2 separate regions of the Mus musculus genome follow, and region 1 is linked to region 2. Evidence: chromatin loops called from intact Hi-C (ENCODE). Cell type or tissue: left cerebral cortex. All regions are shown on one strand. Each heading gives the region's core, and the rest is flanking DNA. Links, peaks and the distances in the headings are about the cores only. Region 1 overlaps Pnpla6 (patatin-like phospholipase domain containing 6). Region 2 overlaps Camsap3 (calmodulin regulated spectrin-associated protein family, member 3).

The links. Hi-C counts contacts between places; a loop is a spot of excess contacts. Peaks named below come from ENCODE experiments on the same cell type or tissue, not always from the same donor. Only the 100,000 strongest peaks of a DNase experiment are listed, where the experiment ranks them.
Region 1: it touches region 2 in a loop (2.4-fold over the local background); 1 of 42 quality-filtered maps calls a loop at or near these places.

Annotation. Positions count from the first base shown.
Region 1 is chr8:3,531,221-3,536,589 of GRCm38, reverse strand. It overlaps Pnpla6 (patatin-like phospholipase domain containing 6), which reads right to left. Exons shown (of 35, transcript NM_001122818.3): 18 at 5,030-5,161; 19 at 4,829-4,952; 20 at 4,474-4,587; 21 at 4,163-4,238; 22 at 1,920-2,060; 23 at 1,695-1,758; 24 at 960-1,128; 25 at 588-770; 26 at 1-47. Among named protein-coding and RNA genes, the nearest start is that of Pnpla6, 18 kb to the right of the region's middle. In left cerebral cortex, for the core only: no CTCF peak of the experiment used is centred there; a DNase peak (open chromatin) is centred at 2,796.
Region 2 is chr8:3,606,229-3,611,597 of GRCm38, reverse strand. Camsap3 (calmodulin regulated spectrin-associated protein family, member 3) reads right to left here. Exons shown (of 17, transcript NM_027171.3): 12 at 5,192-5,331; 13 at 4,778-5,094; 14 at 3,708-3,807; 15 at 3,297-3,409; 16 at 3,086-3,204; 17 at 2,523-3,000. The coding sequence ends at 2,695. It overlaps Xab2 (XPA binding protein 2), which reads left to right. Exons shown (of 19, transcript NM_026156.2): 14 at 14-204; 15 at 362-484; 16 at 580-751; 17 at 924-1,053; 18 at 1,178-1,287; 19 at 1,379-1,508. The coding sequence ends at 1,440. Among named protein-coding and RNA genes, the nearest start is that of Xab2, 12 kb to the left of the region's middle. In left cerebral cortex, for the core only: no CTCF peak of the experiment used is centred there; DNase peaks (open chromatin) are centred at 2,322, 2,828 and 3,575; H3K27ac peaks cover 186 bases.

The sequences.
Region 1 (5,369 bases), core at 230-5,229, 75 kb after region 2:
CTGTGACGGTCTGCACGCCTGGAGAAAACCTTCTCATACAGCTCATGCTGGGATCCAGGAGAGAATAAAGATGTGTTAGACTGAGGTAACAAAGAACAAGTCTAGGGGACCACTCAGGCACATACTCATCTTTGCTACCTACCCCTCACCTCCACTCCCGCAATTGGTTCAGGCTCTGTCTCAGCTCTCTGGTCCTGCCCAAGCCCTGGTCCTGCCCGACTGTGGGGCATGCTGTACCCCTAAACTACAACCTTTGGCAGATGTACCAAATGCCACTCAAGGTGGAAGAGGGCGTGACACCAAGCCACGCCCACAGGCAAAGGGGTGTGTCCCCAAACTGGAACAGGAAGCAGCAGAGGCGTGCCACTCAGGGCCTTTCTTCAAGCCACGCCCAAGCCTCGGTCCCAGATGGAAGAACAGTTATTCTCTGGCCCCAACCCCCACTGGAGGAGAGTATCCCTCAAATTATACACCTAAGCATTAGGTGTGTTTCCTAAGGCTCTTCTTCATATTACACCCAAACCCGACCCCTGAGGTAGAAGACAGATTGTTCCCCTGGGTTCCTTTTTTAGGTTCCCACCCCTTACAAGTTTCGCTGGGCTGCGCCGTGAGAAGAGGCGGCGAGGACAGCGCAGGTGCAGGTGCCCTGAGCACCAGCTGCGCATGTTGAGCCACTCTACAGTGCGCGTGGGACCAGGGCCTTCCTCCCGGTGCAGCAAAACCAGTTGCTTCAAGGCACGGACAGCAGTGTTCTCTAACATTTGCTCCAGCTATGGAAGACAGAGACAGGTGGAGGTCATTGATACCTTCTCTACCCACACCCGGCAAAGCTCAGCTCCCTCACAGAACAGCAGCATGAGTGTACATGGCCTTCCACAGGCACGGAAGGACAAGGGATGAGATCCTGAGGGGAAGACTGAGGTGTATGTGTGGGTAATCAGTGCATACAGTCTCCAGACCTGGCCAACAGTGGGTTCCTGGTCCCCCAGGCCCACAATGAGGATGCAGTCGGCCTGGCGCAGACAACGGACGGTCCAAGGCGTCAGGGATGTGTCAGTTTGGTAGAGCACAATGCGATGGGCATCTTCCTGCTGGGCCAACCACCCTGACAGCCGGAATTCTTGAATGCTGAGATATAATGAGGGAGGGTCATCCTGGAGCCGGCCTGGAGTCCCACAACCTCTCCCAATATAGAGATAGTGCAATTCTACTGCTGGGAATATTTAGATAATTCCAGGTCCCAACAATTAAAATGCACGCCAAGGCAGGGAGTGGGGTTGAAATGGGGACTCAGGTGTTGCAAAGGCATATATATATATGTATATATATATATTTATTTTCACATATATTTGTTTTGCATTACTTTGCCACATGAAATCAACAATGTTAATGCTCAAGAACCACATAAGCAAGTTACAAAGAAAAAAAAAAACCCAAACAATTTTTTTAAAATCCTCATAATATTTTAAGTTTGCTTTGAGCCACAGTATCTCACAACTATAAGAGCTGCATATGGCCCCTGGGTTTCCAATTTGACACCCCTGCTACCAAAAGGGATTTGCCCCACATCGTCTCCCTATTGATCCGACAGGCAAGACTCCTCGATTCAGAAGCCTAGTTCTCCAGCCCAATCTGAAAGAATGTCCAACACAGGCCTTCTGCCCTTCCAGCCCCACTCCCCAACCCCCACACACCTATCCAGTGCTGAAGCCCCCAGGAGTGCCCGGATGACGTCACTGTTAAGGAGGAGCGTGGGACCTAGTGGGGTTGAGGAATGGAAGTTAGACAGAGCGCTTGTCACCCATCCCCACGGCTTAGGCTCCGTTTCCCTCGCACCCACCACCCACTCACCCACCACTTAGTACGGGTGACTGGAGTATAGACACACCGTTCCACTGAACAGATTCCCTATCGCTCACCAATAGCTTGCAGAGCATGCTGCAGTTCCAGAGTAAAGGCCATCATGGGCACCTCAGCACACACAGGGAGGATAGCTACAGTAGACAGATTGCTGGCTGGGTTGGTCAGTTCCGAGTGCTGCGGAACACTGAGCCCGGAGCCTGTTGAGACACCAATCAGGGATCGGCTGAGCAACTCTGTGTTCAGAGAGGTATCTTCCTTCTCCCCACCACCTCCTCTTCTACCTATCTCCCTTTCCCCCTCCTCTTCTTCCCCCACTTCTCCTCACCCCCCCCCACTTCCTTTTCATTCCCCTCTATCCCTGCCTTTTGTCATCCTCCCCCCCAGATCCTCACTATTCTTTTTTTTTTTTTAAGATTTATTTATTTATTATATGTAAGTATACTGTAGCTGTCTTCAGACACACCAGAAGAGGGAGTCAGATCTCGTTACGGATGGTTGTGAGCCACCATGTGGTTGCTGGGATTTGAACTCAGGACCTTCGGAAGAGCAGTCAGGTGCTCTTACCTGCTGAACCATCTCACCAGCCCGATCCTCACTATTCTAAGCTATGATAACACCATACAGAGGCCATGGGTGTAGTGCCCCACATACAATTCCATCCTTGGGTGTTTCTTGTTAAGACATGGCCAGCACCCTTTACTCTGGGCCTTAATCTCAGTGAGACCCATTACACAACTTTGTTGCAGTTCTTTTCTGATATGTGGTCTCACATGGCTGGGAATGACCTTGAAATCCTGCCTCCTGCATCCAACCTCTAAGGGCTGAGATAACAGATGTGTGCTACTATACCCAGCTACCCACCATGCAATGTTAGAACCATTCAAATCCACTGTGCCTACGCAGAGCACATCCCATCCTGACTCAGGCTACTATGTCCCAACACCGACTAAGACAAGAATATACTTGTGACTTTTCAGTTTCTCAGCTACCAGCCTAGATGGAGTTGTCATTTCCATCTCTTGCCAAGGCCTCACTTCAGACTTCAGACTTTACTTGCTGGTTGGTTCGTCTCTCCCATATTGAGTTCACCTTAGTTGAGTTCACCTTAGTGAACTCAAACACTTCCCAAGGCCCTTCTTTCCCTCTAAGGTTACTCCTTGTTGTGGTTCAAAAGCACTAATCCCTGGACTGGGGCTATAGGTCCAAAGCATGACTTAGCATGCACAAAGCTCTGGGCTCCATTCACAACATAAGCCATGTTGTACCATATGCTTGTCACCTATGCACTCAGAAGGTATAAACTCAAGGCCATCCTTGGCTACACAGTGGGTTCAAGGCCAGCCTGAGCAACATGAAACAAAGCTCCAAACCATGAAACCTTGTGTGGACCTTCCTACTTCTCTTCCACATCCAGCTTTAGGTAACCCTGGGATGGCTCAGCCCACAGTCCCCAAAGATCTTCCTTCCATCCATCCATCCTTTTCTCCAGCTTTCTGCCTGCAGCCCTGCGTAATTACCTTGCTTCATTTCCCTCCATACTTACCAGCTCCTGACATTGGGGTCTTTATGTGTGTTTTTAAAATTATGTCTTTCCTACTTATATGACTTCGACCTTTATTTCCTGAATGTGAAGGTTATGTGGAGGAAAGGTTAGCAAAAATGTGGAAGTTCAGGTGCGTTTGGTGGCATGGCTTGAACAGACTGTAACATGATATATTCTAGCTCACAGAAAGTACTCTCCAGTATAAATAACCACATTTCCTAGCAGGCCAGTTTAACTTCAGAAGCCATTTCCCAATGTGCCCCTAGTGCCGTATGCCACGCACGAGCTCATTTGTAATCGTATTATGATTCTTTCCCAGAATGCTCATGTGATTCCACTGGGGGAAGCATCCCCCCTGCTGAAGAATCTACCCCATGGACTTGAGAGATGGCTCAGCAGGTAAGGTGCTGCTGTGAAGCCTGGCATCCTGAGTTGATCCCCAAGATCCAAAGAGAAGGGAGAAAACGGATTCCTCTGACCTTCACATATGTGTGTGCAGTTGCACTTGAGCGTGTACTCACGATAAATAAGCCGTAAAAATGTTGCCCTTACTTAAAAAAAAAATCTGCTAAGACTTTAGACAAATTAACAAACTGCCTAGAAACAAGGACTACATTTTCCAGCAAACACTAAATCCAACTTCCAGTTCCAGTAAGATTTAGGGTTGAACTCGGTTTCCCATCATGCCATTTGATAGCTTGTTCGTGGCCGCCAGACTAAGTCCCTCACTACGCCCTGAGGCTGTCAAACTCTCACCTGGAAAGGGTCCTTGCAACTGCTGCAGATTGCCTAGAATTTTCTGGCTTAGCAGATGAATAAGGCGGGTCACAACCTAAGGCAGAGGGTTGGAGAGGTGGAAGAGAATGGTGTTCAGTGAGACTGAAAGGTCTCACCTTTGTTTCCTTCACCTGGGAGGCTAGAAATACCATTACTTGGGCTGCAACCTGACTAGAAAAGCCAGGCGCGCATGCGCACGCGCACACACACACACACACACACGCGCACACGCATAGGCGCAAACACACACACAAGCCACGGCCCCTGCGGTCCCCAGCCAGAAGATGCACCTGTGGGTACCGACGTTTGATGTGGCCTAAGGTGCCCTCGGGAAGCTTGGCCAGCTCAGTGTCTCGCACTGCGTGTACAGTGGTGGCTCGTGGCTGCCGGGTCAGTGCCTCCACCTGGGATGCAAAATAAGAACTCACCCAGGTGATAATGGGGGCCTGAAGAGGCACAGAGAGTGGAGTCCAGGCTTCTCGCCCACTTTACTGATTGTTTCTGACTCACAGGAAGGAGCCAGGGAAGAGGTCTGGGTTGGCACTAAAGTTGGGGTTGGGTCTCCAATTCCATCAGATTTCTCCGATGATGTGCATGTGGGTGAAGGGCCAACTATGCTTAGAGAGATATGGGGGCTGCCCTTACCACGCCAATGAGATCCCCTCGACCATACTCCCCAACTAGCTCCTTCTTGCCACTGCCTCGTTGGATGACACTACGGAGACGTCCATTGAGTACAATGTAGGTGCAGTCGGAGCGGTCTCCCTGCCTGGGGTGGGTGAAAAGTGGAGAGTCAGACAGAATTGTATCTAGGGTTTGAGCAGTGAAGCAGGACAAGGGTGGCACCTGTAGAGCGCACGACCAGCCTCCACAGCTGTCCAGTCAATGGCAAAGTCCATCTGGCGCACGAAGGGGGACATTCTAGCAGCCACCGTGTGAGCTGCACTCAGTACCACACTGGGTTGTGCACGCATGATCCTGAAAGCAAAACGGGATGTGTGTGTGTGACCAGGCCTTCTTGGAGTACATTGAAAGGAAGGAAGAAAATGGGTGTTGGTTTGGGAGTGAAACAGAAAGAAATCACATCTGCCCTAGAAGGTGTTGGGAGGTCCGATTTGGGGGCTACATTCTACCTTCTAGAATGGGGTGGGGGACTATGTTTTGGTCTTTTGCCCTTGGAAAAAAC
Region 2 (5,369 bases), core at 206-5,205:
CTTGTGTGTGCAGCTTTATACCTGCTCTACGCACAGCTGGAGGAGGAGTGGGGCCTTGCCCGCCATGCCATGGCTGTGTATGACCGTGCGACCAGGGCAGTGGAGCCAGCACAGCAGTACGACATGTTTAACATCTACATCAAGCGAGCTGCTGAGATCTATGGCGTCACCCACACTCGTGGCATCTACCAGAAGGCCATTGAGGTACCCACCACTAGTGACCTGGTATGGGGTTGGGGTCCATGCAGACAGAAGGATCCCAGAAAGCCTGCCTGTGGAGAGGATGGCAGAAGGCTTTCCTACAGGCAGGCACTGGGACCCCTTTCCTTCACCCCTGCTCTCCCTGACCCCATGGTGCCAGGTGCTGTCTGATGAGCATGCCCGTGAGATGTGCCTGCGGTTTGCAGACATGGAGTGCAAGCTCGGTGAAATCGACCGCGCCCGGGCCATCTACAGCTTCTGCTCCCAGATCTGTGATCCCCGGGTACGGGTTGTGCCTAGTGTTGGAGAGGTGAGGGTGGGCAGTGGGGATGCTGTGCCAAGCACCTGGCTCAACCACATGCCTGCGCCCCACCACAGACAACTGGGGCATTCTGGCAAACATGGAAGGACTTTGAGGTTCGGCACGGCAATGAGGATACCATCAGGGAGATGCTGAGGATACGGCGGAGTGTGCAGGCCACATACAATACTCAGGTCAACTTCATGGCTTCACAGATGCTCAAGGTGTCGGGCAGTGCCACAGGCACCGGTGAGCTTCTTTAACCCCCCCTTTCCTTTTCATGGCTAGGCCACATGGAGCAATGTCTGCCCTGTCCCAGAGCACTCACGGCCCAGCCTAGGCTTCCTAGGCCTGGCAGCATTTGGAGAGGGCTTGAGGTCTAACCTTAACCTTCTCTCCCTCATTGGCCCTGCACCTCCAGTGTCTGACCTGGCTCCTGGGCAGAGTGGCATGGATGACATGAAGCTGCTGGAACAGAGAGCAGAACAGCTGGCAGCTGAGGCGGAGCGGGACCAGCCCCCCAGGGCCCAGAGCAAGATCTTCTTTGTGAGGTGAGAGCAGGTGGGGGGTGGGCCAGTCCTTCTTAGGAAAGGGGTATTCCAGAGAAGCTGCTGGGGGCTGGAGGGGGTCCACTGAAGCAGCTGGCAGCTACCAGCTTCCCTCTCGAAACCCTAGGAGTGATGCATCCAGGGAGGAATTGGCAGAGCTGGCTCAGCAGGCCAACCCTGAGGAGATCCAGCTGGGCGAGGATGAGGACGAGGACGAGATGGACCTGGAGCCCAATGGTCAGTGGCCAGCCCAGGGGCCAGGGTTAAGAGCAGAGGTGGGCCACCCCCCATCCACCCCCACCTTGACCCCACTTCTTTTCCCCCACAGAAGTCCGACTGGAACAGCAGAGTGTACCAGCTGCTGTGTTCGGGAGCCTAAAGGAAGACTGACTCCCTCCACACTTTTTCTTCCATGGTCACTCCCCCATAACTACCCTTCTAATACATCCCCTCTTTGTACATCCCGGTCTTGACCTCCTTCCTGCCGTCCAGGTGCCTCAGGGCGTGCTAGCTTAGAACTGCCTGGCTCTCAGCACTGATTGGCTGGGACAGGAGGTGGAGTAGTCAGGGGATATGGCATGTGGACAACCTGCCCTCACCCTGCAGAGCCAGTTCTGGACGCTGCAGGGCCAGTTCCCCTGCCCCATCCCAGGCCTCTTGTCAGGCTTGCCCAGTAAGAAACCTCCTTGAGCCCCAAACCGAGGGACACCTGGCCCTACTTACGTGGGTGTCATAGATCCGGGAGTTCACAAACCCTTGTGTCTCCATGTAGTAATAGGCTCCGTGGACCTACTAGCAAGGTGCTTGTATCCCTGGCTAAAGGCCAAACACCAGGCCTGGTGTACAGGCCACATCCAGGGTGGAGCCCTTCTAGCTTAAGCTCTGGGAAGCCATTAGTGGCCTCTAGATCATTAAGGGGCTTTTGGCATCAGGAGACATAATCAGATTTGTGTTTGAGCCGGTCACGCAGGCTGCCGTGTGAGCAGGGCGCAGTTGGAGACAGGCTATTGGCTTGGACCATGGGATAGCTGGAGGGGTGAGTTCTATACAATTTGGCAGTATCTGGGAAGCAAGGCTGTAGTGAGCCTAACATCTGAACTCTGCACCTACAGTGGCAACTAGATCCTCTGATAAGGGGCTCTGAGGAAGGACACAGAATCCCCAGCTCAGAGACTGTAACTGGGCTCAGAAATGAAGGCAGGTTGGCAACAGGAAACAGGGATCGGGTTAGAAGTTGGCTGCACACCAAATGCAACCACACGGAGGAGGAAAATGTGGGGGTGGAGGAGGCCCAGGAGAGGAGAGCTGGTCTGGAATCTCTTGCCAGGTCAGATCAGAGGTGGCTGAGAACATCTAGAGGAGGGAGTGTCAACAGGAAGGTCACCACAGATGTTGGCAGGAGCTGCCACAGGGCCAGCAAAAGGGCAAAGACGACAAGGTAGGGCTTGTGAAAACACGAGACGTAAACTTGGTCAGGCTTAGGGAGGAGACACCGTGTCTCAGCTTCTCTTTTCAGTTATTTTATTCAAGAAAGTGGAGGACAGACAAGGGGACTGAGCTGAGCCCTGAGTCACTGAAGCTCCCAGCTCAGCCCCCCACAGCATGACCAGACAGGACCCAGGAGTGCACTGCCCAAGGTGGGCACTATTTGGGGGTACCGCCACCCTTCTTGGGCGTGGTGGGCTTCTTGCTTTGCCAAAGGTGTCCCTGGATAGTGAAGGCGTCTACACTCATAGACATGGTTTTAGCAGGGATCTGGGTGAACCGTTTGCGATCCGAGTTGTACTTATAGATGCCTTCGACCATGGCAGGAGTGACGGTCCGAGGCCCATAGCCTGCCAGCCTCGATAGCTCCTCTGTCTCCCCAGACAGAGTGTAGAGGGCCCGGAACTGGCAGCTTGAGTCCCGAAAGAGAATCAGGAAGTGGTTGGCCTTGCTTTTCTCGATTTCCTGAGGGATGGTGGCAAGAAGCTGGTCAGGCTGGACTACTGCTCTACCCGCTAGTCTTACCCACCCAGACAGCTGTGGGACTCACCTCTAGAATTCTGTTCTTCTGGGGCTCATTCACCTTGCCTGCCAGGCAGCAGTGTGACAAGGCATTGTGGATGATAAACTTGTTAGACTTGGCGCTGGGTTCCTTGTATAGCCGGGGACCTGGAGGGCAGTCAGTCAGCAGAGACTGGGCGTGGGTTGGGGAAAGGCAGGTAGAGAACGCGTAGCTTCTAACATTACCCGGTCTCACTTACCTGTGTACTCAGGCACTGATGCTGGGGAGGATGCATTGCTTCCATTCTCCCAGTCACGTTCTCGACTGCCAGGCAGGCGGCTTGGAGACATGAGGCCTGATGGAGAAGGGGCCCTGCAGGGGAGGGGAGGGGTGAAGCTGGGGTCAGTAGTGTGTGAAGCCTCCCAGGGTACAACAGGATTAGGGACGAGGCAAGCCCAGTGCACTGCAGAGGAGAGGGGCATGTATATTGCATGCTGCCACAAGTCCATAGACAGCTGCTCCATATGCTCAACCTCCTACATTGCATGTGGGCACATCCTCCAGACTTGAGTCAGTTTCCCCCAAATCCCATCTGTGTTCCTGTACTTCCTTCCATCTACACATCCCAGCGGTCCCGCCATATCTTGCTCTAGGTTCCAGATAGACTCACCGAGAGGTGGGCCTCTTCACACCAAGGTTATTGGGAGCCTCGTTGGCCACCGTAGATAGGGACAGCGTGGACTGGGAATAGACCTTGCTGAGCCGTGAACCTAGGATAGACAGTACCAGTCAGTTATCCCTAAGGCCTTTACCTCCATTAACGCCCATGGGCATTCCCGAGACCCTCTCAGCCTTTCGTGATTGCCTGCTAAGTTTTGTTTATTTATACGAGTATCTGTCTTATGACAGCAGAGGGGGGCACTGGACTCAATTACAGATGGTTGTGAGTCGGTCACATGTGGTTGCTAAGAACTGAACTCGGGACCTCTGGAAGAGCAATAGGTGCTCTTAACCACTGAGTCGTTTCTCCAGTCTGGCTTTTACTTTTTAAAGATGGGTCTTCTATAGCCCAGGCTGGCCTCAAACTTCCTATTTGTTGAGGATGACCAAGTCTCCAGTCTCTACTTTCTCAGTGCTGGAGTTATAGGCCTATAACTGCCATTCCTGGTTAAAACTGGGGATGGAACCTGAAGTTTCGTGTACGCTAGGGTAGGCAAGTACTCTACCAAGAGCCACCACCACCACTCTGAACTTATTCGTGTGTGTGTGTGTGTGTGTGTGTGTGTGTGTGTTTATGTGTCCTTAGTTTCAGTGTTTGGTGCAGGACCTCAAGGTGTAGCCTAAATGGGCAGAGAAGCTGCTCAACAGCCAGTTTAGGACCAAACTCAAAATCCTCCTGCTTCAGACTCCTGAGTATCGCAATGACAGGCATGTGCCAACCTGTCTACCTTAATATGGCAATTTTTCTTATACAGCTCTGGGATTTAACCCAGGGCCTCATCCATTCCAGACAAACCCAGCCCTGAGTTTGGCATTCTTGTCCACATACCTACAGGGAAGGGAGCACTGTTTAGTAGCATCCTCAAATATCCAAGAGAGTTCCTCACTATCCAGCCAAGGAAGGAAGTTACCCTCACCACACTGGAACTCATGCCCACTCCAAATTCCTGCCCCATCACTGCATGCCACCAGACACTCCCTCTCTCCACAATCATAGGGCCCCTCCAACAGGGTCCTCACCCAGCAGGCCGCGGGCTGGGCTTCGTGCCAAGGCCGAGTCATCACAGCAACCAGAGCGTGGCCGGGTGGCCCTGCGCCCGCCCCGCCCTGGTCCCCCGGTCCCTGAGGCCCGGGGCCGTAGCACCTTATCAAGGTCATCCATCAGTTTCAGTTGTGCCCGGCGTTCATACTCAAGTCTTGTGAAGTCCCCCCGCCGGGGGCCCACCTCCTCCTCAGCTGGGGCCATGGCTCTGGTAGTAGGAGCCAAGGTGGCCACTGGAGCCGCAGAGGCTACAACAGGAGTTGTAAAGGCCAAGCCTGGAGCCTCCTGAGCCAGCCTGCAGATTAGACAGAAGGTAGCAAGCAGGATAGAATATGGGAGCACTGGGGCAGCAATACCAAAGGCCAGGCCCCTCATTCCAGTTCTAGCCTCACCTGGCGGCCTCCTCCCGTTTCTGCTCCTTCTCTGCCTCCTGCCACTGTTTGCGCCGCCGGGCTTCCTCTACCCGCCTCTGCTGACGCTCCAGCAGGCTAGCTCGCTTCTGAGCCATCTCATCCTCAGGCTTGTCTTCGTCCTGGAGGATGTCATAGGAGTTTAACTAGCCACTCTGCC